Regions from separate parts of the Homo sapiens genome. Here region 1 is linked to region 2. A link is a loop called in an ENCODE intact Hi-C map of the cell type or tissue named here. Cell type or tissue: prostate gland. All regions are shown on one strand. Links, peaks and the distances in the headings refer to the core of each region. The heading gives the core; the rest is flanking DNA.

The links. Peaks named below come from ENCODE experiments on the same cell type or tissue, not always from the same donor. Only the 100,000 strongest peaks of a DNase experiment are listed, where the experiment ranks them.
Region 1: it touches region 2 in a loop (4-fold over the local background); 18 of 110 quality-filtered maps call a loop at or near these places.

Annotation. Positions count from the first base shown.
Region 1 is chr10:125,697,536-125,702,910 of GRCh38, reverse strand. It overlaps LOC283038 (a long non-coding RNA gene), which reads right to left. Exons shown (of 5, transcript NR_033848.1): 3 at 3,724-3,787. Among named protein-coding and RNA genes, the nearest start is that of TEX36, 17 kb to the right of the region's middle. In prostate gland, for the core only: a CTCF peak has its summit at 2,185 (motif pointing right); no DNase peak of the experiment used is centred there.
Region 2 is chr10:125,151,489-125,156,863 of GRCh38, reverse strand. All of the region lies in intron 1 of CTBP2 (C-terminal binding protein 2), which reads left to right. Among named protein-coding and RNA genes, the nearest start is that of CTBP2, 6.4 kb to the left of the region's middle. RefSeq lists an enhancer at 4,424-5,375. In prostate gland, for the core only: no CTCF peak of the experiment used is centred there; DNase peaks (open chromatin) are centred at 2,969, 3,600 and 4,547; H3K4me3 peaks cover 2,224 bases; H3K27ac peaks cover 5,000 bases.

The DNA of each region.
Region 1 (5,375 bases), core at 107-5,106, 550 kb before region 2:
CAGGCTTCAGGGGGATGTAGAAAGTCAGATGGCCAGGGCTTTGGGTATGGATTGGGTTAGGACTGAGGAGCAAAGTAGGTACCAGGCATATCTAGTTGGATGAACCATGTATTAGTCTGTTTTCACACTGCTATAAATAACTATCTGAGACTGGGTCATTTATAAAGAAAAGAGTTTTAATTGACTCACAGTTCTGTATGGTGAGGGAGGCCTCAGGAAACTTACAGTCATGGCAGAAGGCAAAGGGGAAGCAAGGCATGTCTCACATGGCAGCAGTACGGGGTGGGGTGCCACACTTTAAAAACCGTCAGATCTCATGAGAACTCACTATCACGAGAACAGCATGAGGGAAACTGCCCCCATGATCCAATCACCTTCTGCCAGGTCCCTCCTTTGATAGGTAGGCATTACAATTCTAGATGAGATTTGGGTGGGGACACAGAGCCAAATCATATCAAATGGGATGGATGAGCTGGGGACACTGAGAGAGGATGAGGACTGAAGTCCGGGGAGTTCATGAGCTGGCTTTGGGACATGTGCATTTTGAGATGCCTTTGGGACATCTGAGAGGGCAGCAAGTAGACACGAGCAGGTACTGCCAAGCTATGAAAAGAGGTTGGGGCTGGGCATGGTGGCTCACGCCTGTAATCCCAGCACTTTGGGAGGTCGAGGTGGGCGGATCACTTGAGATCAGGAGTTCGAGACCAGCCTGGCCAACATGGTGGAACCTCATCTCTAATAAAATACAAAAATTAGCTGGGTATGGTGGCGGGCACCTGTAATCCCAGCTACTCGGGAGGCTGAGGCAGAAGAATCGCTTGAACCCGGGAGGTGGAGGTTGCAGTGAGCTGAGATTACACCACTGCACTCCAGCCTGGGCGAAAGAGTGAGACTCACTCTCAAAAAAAAGGGCGGGGGAGAGAGGGAGAGATTGGGGCTGCAGATTTAAAATATGTAGGAGCCATCCCCATGAGAGGTAAGCCATGGAGGCGATACCTGGGGAAAGGTACCTGCCTGCCTACCTGGTAGAAATGAAACAGTCCAAGCTTTCCAATGTGGATGAGAACTTTAGAAATGAAATCACACAAGCAGTGAACTAAAATGAGACAGGCAAACCTTCTAGCAACCTTGCATCTGACATTTGTCACTGTAAACCTGCTTGTCATACACAAATCACTTGCAACCACAAGGAGGACTGTGGATCAGTTGGTCACTCTGCCCAGGTCTTTGTATGCCTGTGACTTTAAATCAGGTTCTTGTGACTTGCACAGCATTTTGTGCCGTGTATTTGTAAAGATATCTTGCCAGCATATTTTATGCTTCAGTTAATTTAGTTGACATCTAATTTAGTTGACATATAAAAATAAAATCAATTTTCAGACAAAATACCCATAAAATAAGTGAAATGCTGTAATAGGTTTCAAGAAATTAAAATGTAATATATTTAGGCTTCTATTCTAAAGCAATTTGATCTAGAATAGCAGATACTGTAGATGTAATTTTTTCCATGAATTCTTGTCAATTATATAATAAATGTTGCTACTATATATTGAGAAATTTATTGCTTGGAGTTGTTTGTCATAAAAAAATGAAAATTTTTGTTGGGGTTTCCTTTAAAATGCCAAAGAGCCTAAATATGAATACTTCGTATATTGATGTTCAGGCTGTAATTAAGCCATGACAGAGATTATTACTTTGGATGTAAACACTATCAAATTTTCATTGGGTGAGTTCTTTTTAAATTAATGTTGAGTTATGTTCTGTTTATTATCCTGTTTGCCTTACGTTTCCTGTCGTTTTCCAGTTGTCTGCTTGAATTCTGTTTTTCAATAGTGATTTAGCAACTGATAATGTATATTGATTTCAGTTTTGCTTCTAATTTACATTTGTATCTGTTTGGTTGATGTATTTGGCTTAATCATTTTATTTTTATAAGCAGTTGTACAATTTGTTAATTTAGCTAGATGATTAAATTTGGCTTCTAAAGAGTTTGTTTTAGAAAATAGTCCCTGAAGTAAATTAGTGTTTGGCATTTCCAACATGTCAAAGGAGCTGGTCTCTTAAAGATAACTAGAAATGTAACTCTGAATTCTTAAAAGTGGTTTTGTAATTTTAAACCTCTGACTATATGGAGCTGTATATTCCAGTAGGTGGTGCAAATCGACTCCATTTCAAATGGAAATGTAATTTAAACTTGTGATGTAACTGTTTTCACTGTAAAAATAATATTTCAACATGTTTCGCAACTGCAAAATTATTTTCCTCTCTTTCTAAAGGAAGCTTGATTTACCCTCTCAATGCTCATTTTTCTTATGGTTTATTCCTCAGGTATCATTCTGATCATTGTTGTTACAGGAGAGATGAGAGGAAGTTAGAGGGGCTAGAAGAACCAGGAGACCTGTTGAAAATCATGAATACAAAGAGAGGTCGTTTGCTTCTGTGCTTCAATTCTATAATAAAATGAGTACAATGTCAGTATCAGTGTTCTAATAGTTTTTATATCCAAAAGATGAATTGAATGCCATGTTTTGTCTGTTGTAAAACTTGAGGTTATTTCACTTCTAGGAGTCTGATATCCTCACACAAGCACATAAAATATGTATACAAGGATATTCACCGCAGCATATTTTTAAAATTAATTTTTTTCTTTCATCCCAGTCATATATGTGCAGCAAAGTAGGATGATTAAGAGCAGGGCCTCTGGGCAGCTGCCTGAGATGGAGGCCTTACCACGTGAGTATCTCTGTTTCCTTTTCTGCAAAATGCAGATCCTCACAGGTAGCGCTACTGCATCATGGCATTGATAGGAGGATTAAATGAGCACATATGTAAGTGTGCAAAGCATGCCTGGCAGGTCGTAAGCACTGTATCAGTGTTAACTGTACCTCTAAAGTAAAATAGCACTGAAAGGATTGCAGTGAGAGGTAGCATTCTCTTGCAGTATTCCTCCAGCCCCCGAGTATCACTTCCTGGTGCTAAGCACTCACAACCCCTCTCCACCCCTGCTCCTGACAGTCACCACCATAACTTTAAATAGTATTCTTACACAGCTATTTTTTAACCACTTTAACTATTTTAAGTGTCCAATTCACTAACATTAAGTACATCTACAATGTCATGCAATCATCACCACTATCCATCTCCAGAATGCTTTCATCTTCATAAACAGAAACTCAGTCCCCATTAACCAATAACTCACCATTCCCCTTTGTCCCCAGGGCCTGGTAACCACTACTCTACTTTTTGTCGCTATAAATTTGCCTATTTTAGGTATCTCATGTAAGTGGAATCGTATGATATTTGTCCTTTTGAGACTGGGTTATTTCACTTAGCATAATGTCCTCGAGTTTCATCCACGTTGTACAGAATTTCATTCCTTTTTAAGATTGAATAATATTCTATTGTTTTTATATGTAACATTTTGTTTCTCTTCATCTGTCGATGGACATTTAGTTTTCTTCTGCCTGTGGCTACTGTGAATGATGCTGCTATGAACATAGGTGTACAAACATCTATTCAAGTCCTTGTTTTCAGTTCTGGGCAGCTATTTTTTGATGTGTCTGTTCTTACATTATCTTTTTACTTCTAGGCACGGTAAATTAGATAGACAAGGACTTAAGCATAATCAACTCCCTGCCTTTCTACATACACTCCCAGTCCCCACTCCCACATAGCTTTGGTTAAAAAAACAGTGTTTTCTCTATCGAATGTAAGTTCTCTTACCTTCCCTGGGATGGAAGGGACGAGGAAGGAGATGGTGTTCCTGGAATCCAGGGAGAACTGGAGCCTGGGAAGAAGCAGAGGGAAGCGGAGATGACGAGCAAGACTGCACCGGATGCCAGAGCCTGAAGGAAGCAGGGAAGAAAGATGCTGGCCTTCCTCTCCTTTCTCTGCTCCATCTCTTATAGCTCAAACCAGCTTGAAAGCCAGAGGGCAAAGCAGCCCAGGCCATGCATCCGCAGGGCCCAGGAAGATGAGAATGGACCAAGGAAGGAGGCCAAATGGAGCCCACCTGCACCCTTTTCTTCCTGAACTGTCCTCTCCATCGCCAACTCCCTGCCAGTACCCATGGCCCCTGCTGCCAGCAGGAGGACACCTTCCCTGAGAGCAGCCTCACTGTGCACATGGACCTGGCAGGGAGGCTCACACACACCCACACTCAGAACGAGCACAGAAGCTTCTCCCAAGGCCAGATAGAAATGGCTTTTGGATTACCCGCCATTTGGGCAGATTATCTGCACCACTGCTTCCGTCCATTACTGAGGAGAGCCTGGAGGTATCTGGACTGTCCTTGGTGTTCTGGGATGACCTTGTGGAGAGCTGATTACAGTCTGTGTGCGGAAAAAGAAGACGTCTGCCTGCCATTCTTTTCCTCACACTGGTTCAGCGACGTTTGATCTCTGGCCTGTGGCTGGAACCCATATTAAAGAGCCTGTCATTGCTTGTGATTTTTCTTGGAAGACCAGAATTCAGATTGGAGCAAGGCTTTCCATCAGAGCTGTAGAGAATCCATATTTGCCTTTGAGCCTTCCCGGCTTCAATTTAGTACTTGAGACCCCTTCTCCATAGCACTCCTCTTCACCCTCATCCCAGCTACGTGCCCCCTGGCTGTGCTCCCCCACCCCCAAGCCATTAGAAGGGCAGCTACCAACACAGCTGTAGGTGTCTGAGCAGAAAAGAAAATGAGAGCGAGAGGCAGCCTCCAAGGAGGTCAGGACATGCAAGAGTCGGTGGATACGCCAGTAATGGGAATTCGGGGTCTTCCTGGTGGGCTCCTTGGATTTGCACAGAGAACATGTGCCTCTGCCATAGCCTCCTCTCATGTCTCAAAGCCCTGACTCCAGGACTCACTTCCAGAGCCTCCAAGCTGTACCGCTCCCCTAGCTCTAGTCCTACCCATTTCTGATGTCCTGGGCCCTTTTCTCCTTTCTTCAACCACCACTGCATTCCCACATAGGCACTATCGTTTATAGATGAGAAGCTGATGCATGAAAAGGTTAAATAACTTGCCCAGTATGGCACGTCTAATAAGCGGCAGTACTAGGGTGCAAAACCAGGCTGGCTACCTCCAAAGCTTGTGCTCTTACCTGAGGGTAACTCTGCCTCCGGGGCCATTCCTCGATGGGTTCCCAGGGCTTTGGCTACTTGCTTCCTTGCTTGCTTTCCTTCTTTTTCTTTCCTTTCTTTCTTTCTTTCTTTCTTTCTTTCTTTCTTTCTTTCTTTCTTTCTTTCTTTCTTTCTCTTTCTTTTTCTTTCTTTCTTTCTTTCTTTCTTTCTTTCTTTCTTTCTTTTTCTTTTCTTTTCTTTCCTTCCTTCCTTCCTTCTTCTTTCTTGCTTTCTTCTTTCTTTCACTTTTCTTTCTCTCTTTCTCTTTC
Region 2 (5,375 bases), core at 238-5,237:
ATAATCAATAACTTCAGTCTTAACTTTTAAAACTCCAGAAATTTTACTTTTTAAGTCTGGAAAATGTTTCAAAGAGAGATTAAATGAAACAAACAAACAGCAACAACAAACAACAAAACCAGAAAATCAACCTACAACTTTTTAGTTTCTGAGTAGCCAGCTACAAGGCAAAGAAATGATGAATATATATAGTATGTACTGAACAAGCAGTGCACTGGATTTTAAAATGATATTTTTATTGTTACCATTGCTGTTAAAATACAAACAGCTCACACTATTTGAAATCCTTGAGATTCACGGATTGAAAAAAAACCGAAAAGGACACCTCTGAGTGAGGGAGTAGCCCTGCTGAGATCTAGCACCAGAATGCCATTTGCCAACAGTTCACTAACATCATGAATCATTTTTGAAAGCAAAGTTATACCCTTTGCACTTAACGCTTTCCCTAAATGGAAAAAATTTAAAGAGTTTACAGCAATGGTAGAATGGCAGCCCCAGTTGTCATTTTTTTACCACTGTCATTTCCATAGAGAGGGGCTGTCATCATAATGTATGTGCATGCAGCCTGGGTCCCTCTGTTAATCTATCAGGGAAAAGCAGCAGCCCTAGTGTCCTGTGGCCCTGAATCAGGCCACAAATATATATTCATACAGCACATGGTTGGGAAGGGAAATTTATCAGTTGGGCAGGGCACAGCTCAGGTAATATTTCCACTTTGGGATGGTAGGTCTGTTACACAGGGTGGAACATATTTTTGTAGTAACTAAAAAATGGGAGGGCAGTGTGTCTGTCCCTGGAAAAAGAAGTATTTGTACTTAATGGAAGTGACCCATGTGGTGAAATCTCGGGGTGTCTTTTCCCCAGCAATCTTTCTATGAATTGCTAGGGGAGGAATGCTTGTGTGAACTTACCCTGCTGAAAACTTTTAGTGGGCACATGAAATGCTGGAATGGATACACTTTTAGAGACTGTGCGGCCTGGCAGATATCAGTTTTCTCCCTTACAGCTGGTAAGCATGTCTTAATTTACGCTGCTGCAAGTTAAAGTTACAGCACTCCTGGAAAGAAGGGAAAATGCAAGGCTTCTCCTCCCCACCTCATCTTTTGAAGTTAATTTTCATTCAAGTCTGTGTTTGATGGAATATGTATCAAAGACTTATGAAAGAGTTTTTTTTTTTTTAATCCTATCTTGGGGTTTGGAAAATTATATTTAATAATTGCTAAAAACTTAAGAACCATTTTAAAGGTGTTCAGTGGCCCTTTTGATCATGATTTAATGGAGAGTATCCAAAAGCCATCAGTGTGACTCTAATGATATTCACAAATTAATGTTTGGGCATAATCTGGAGTTTGCTTTTAGCTATCATTATTAATGTTTAAAGCCTAAATTATGGCTGCACTTGGGCATTCAGAACTTCGCCTGTGAAAAGAAGGGCTTTGCACATTGTGTAAAAAAAAAAAGGGGGGATTCACAAATGAATACAGAATGTACAATAGGGAGAGAGCCAGGCCATTGTTTGTGTGGAATGTTGACCATGGGAGCCAAGGGCTAGTTTCGCCTTCATTCTTCTGACTGCTGGAGAACACAGAAACTTCAGGAGCTGTGGACGGGATGGGAACCAGGGGCACATTCATCCGTCTTTGCCGGGCATGGAGATTTGGCCTGCCCCCTTTCCAGAGTTTTTCTTAGAAGGTGGTCTTTTCTGGACTGCTAAGGAACGTCGTGTGCTTTCTCTTCTCAGTAATCTGCTTTTTTGAGGAACGATTTTAACGGCAGATAGTAAGAGTTCCTCAAGGAAAGTAAACAGACCTTTTCTACCCCCTCGAAATGTGATTTTAGGAAATGATATTCAACTTCAGAAAGGAGGCATCTTAAGTCACAGGAGGAAGTTGTGTTTATTTTTACTCCTCTCCTGACTTTAAAGTAGTTTTTAATCTGTTGGTAGCATTAGGGAGAATGCAGCTAAAATAAGTTTTTGCTGGATGTTCATGTTTTGCGTAGCTGCTGCCATTTCGGAAAAAGCTCCTCCCCCATTCACAAAGCCCTTCTCCTTCCACGTGGGAGCCGAGGTCCCAAAGTGGAACCAACTCTGTAGCTTAAGGGAGGTGCATTCCTGGCCCCTCACTTTCTAACCCTCACCTTAAGTGGAATATGTAGATAATATGTAGATCATTAACCATTGTTGGTGTCTGAAGCCTGTTCAGTTTTTTTAGCAACGACACTCGGTGAGAACCAGTTGTAGTTTGCATGTGTATATGCCTAGTCCCTCCCTCAGTGAATGTTTTAGAAAGTGATCTGCTTTAGCTGTTTACCTAACTAAATTTAACAGATGGTTGCCTAGAGTTGGCTTAATATTCACAAAAATTGTGATGAAATGGTTGGGATCTTATGAATGGGACAAGTGATGATTTTGTTTCTATAGAGAATTGTGACTTTTGTCCTAGGTAATAATAGAGACTTCGTTTTTCCCAAAGATCGGTTGGTGTTTAAAGGATGGGAACCCTGAATAGCTGCTGTTGTCTGCCCCTGATCCTGGTGGTGGCCAGCCTTGCCTTTGGTTTTGTTGCCTTCTGTGAGTCCAGAAAAGCCCTGGAGGCAGGGGTGAGGGGGGAGAGGGAGGGCTGGGCTTTTCATCCGTGGGGTTCTAAAAATCCTTCTCATTTATAAAATACAAAAATACTTACCTTCCATTGTATTGCTGATTTGTGCTTCCTCCAAAGCTCTCCTCTGATCAGCAGAAATGTGCTTCTTGCATTAAAACAAATCCTTAATTATGACTAAAAGAAACTGTCAGCTGCCTTAAAGATTGTCTGGAAATAGTGGCAATATTTCTGTGTCTCATTCCAGCCCACGTTGTGGCAGAAGCCTGGAAGGGCCACGTTAAAGGATGTGTCACAGAGACAGTGTGTGTAGGTCTTCCTGCAGCACAAGCAAGCTCAGGGCTTGTAAAGTCCAGCTTATCGTGGCTGTGCTCCAGCCATGCCTGAAATCTGGCCTCCAGCAATCTGTCCCGTCCCAGGACAAACAAAAACTTTATTATGGAGTCATGGAACCTGAGGAAGTTTCTCTGGAAGGAACCGAAGACCTAGACCGTGGAGGGAGATCAACTCCTCTGGCCTAATGGGGCTTTTCTTTTTCCAAGATGGAATTTAAAAATCTCATCTATAAAATGAGGCTAGCAAAGAATCATTTTATGGTGTAAGTGGCCAGAATCTAACCTGGAAGTGATAGTATTGTACCTGCCGCAGGTGTGTGTGTGGCAGCGGGAGGGTGGAGAGGGGAAATGAGAGGAGAAGAGTTTGGAGGGGAAAACAGAGCATTCGAGGTTTCTCTGCTGGAGGGGGTGAAAGGCCAGGAGTTTGTGCACCTTTCCTTTTAAATGAGCTCTAGCTGTGAGTTTATTATTTTGCTGATGGATGGTCTTTCGTGCAGTCTAGAAGTGCAAACACAGTCGGCTTATCCGCTGCTTGTTCAGGTCCAGGGAGACCAAGGGAACGGGTGGGGGCAGTGCTTGCAAATCCATCTGGATCCTGGACACCCCACTTGGTGTTGCTGCAGCCAGCTCCCAGGCCTGCCCACCTGGAGTACAGCCAGCGCCAGCAGCGGGCAGGGCCCGAGAGAGCTCTTAAAGCCATGTCCCAGGAACGGTTGAGGGAACTGAGAATGTTCAGCCTGGAGTGGAGACACCCCTGGGAAGCCCAACATTGTCCTCTGTGCGGTCATGTGGCCTTACTCTGCTCGGAACAGGGAGGCCTTGCTGTTGGAGCTGCCGGGCCAGATGGGCTGCGTGGGCTCCTGGCACAGGCAGAACTTGGCTGACCATTGGCTCCCAGTGCCAGCCAAGGCTCTGCAAACACCCGAGACCCTGATGGAGACTCAGGCTTTGGGAGCACCTCCTAATGAGCTGGGGAGGATACTGTGTTTTCTTCCCAGTGGGGGGTGACCAATAATCTTAAAGTTTTTTCCCTTTCTCCAGACGTTCAGCTGTGGTCCGCACTCTGGATTGCTCTATCTGCCCTGCGGACTGGATAGAGGCTCAGCGTAGATGCCCAGCTGACCTGACATTTCCTACCCATATTTCCTAGTGTTTCAGGAGCAGGCAGAGACAGACCTGATTCCTTTATCTCGGGGCTTTCAGATTACGGAATAGAAGTCACACTAGGAGGGCAATCAATAAAGAGTATATTTTGCTGTACAGATACCAATATGCACATATAAGTGCCTACAAGTAAAATCTGGGAATGTTTTTGATCTTAAAAACATTTCACAGTCATTAATCTTCACGACGCTCCTGCGGGCTGGGTAAATAGAGCAATTCCTATTTTATGCCAGGAAGAAATATTGAATTGCCTCCCCCAAGTCATAAAGAGGCTGTTTTTCCTCCTTGTTCCTGTGACTCGCGGTGTGGGGGGCCTGGGGCGCCTGGAACCCCTGCGATCCGCTCAGACTGACTCCAGGACGACTTCCGGTGTCCTGCGCGACCTTCTGTTGCGGGGAGCGCCAGTCCGCCACACCTGGCCGCGCTCTACCTGGAGGGGGCGGGGTCTCCTGCATTTCCCGGACCGCGGGGGTGCCCCACCCTGCTGCAAGGACGGGCCTCCTGGCGTCCGGGCTTCTGGGGTCCCGGGGTCCCGGGGTTCCTGGCTCCCGAGCCCCAGGTGAAGCCCCCTCCATCCCTGGGGTTCGCCCCTCTCCTCCCGGCGGGTGGACCTGGAGGCCCCGCCCCCGCGGGCCAGAACACCTGGCGGCGCGGCCCCGCCCCAGCTGTGCCCTCTTCCCCCCGCAGGGCACTTGGCGGCCCCACCCTGGCCCCTCCGCGGGCCGCGGTATCTGACACCCCCGGGCCCCCCCACCTCGCGCCTCGCCTTTACACTTGTAAATGGAGCCGCTTCCCGCCGCGGGGAAGTCGTTGAGAGGTGTGAGAATGGGCCCTGCCCCCTCCCCCCGCTCCGTGCCCACTTCCTCCTTCCTCCCGCTGGCCTTTGTGCTGGGCGGGGCCGCTCGGACCCGGGGCGGCGGGGGTCCAGCTAGACGCCGCCTCAAGCCAGCAGGGTCGCCGGCCCCTCTCCGGTCCGCGAGGCCCCGGCAAGGTAGGAGCCTCGAGACCACGCGGGACACCAGGTTGGCCCCCAGCCCGCACTCGAGGCTCAGAGCAGGGGCGGGGACCTGGTTGCACCAGGCCAGAGCCGCCTCCACCCCGCAGCGGTCGCGGACTCCGGGCACTCATGGGGACTCCTGGGGTCGTGGTGAGTGGTGAGGTTCGTTGATTGACTGCGCGATGGTGGCTGAGTTGCAAGCAAACGGTAAACAGCGGCATCATTTCCACTTGACCGGCTTGGGATCTCGTCTCCTGGGCAGTGTTTGGGGGTGACCAC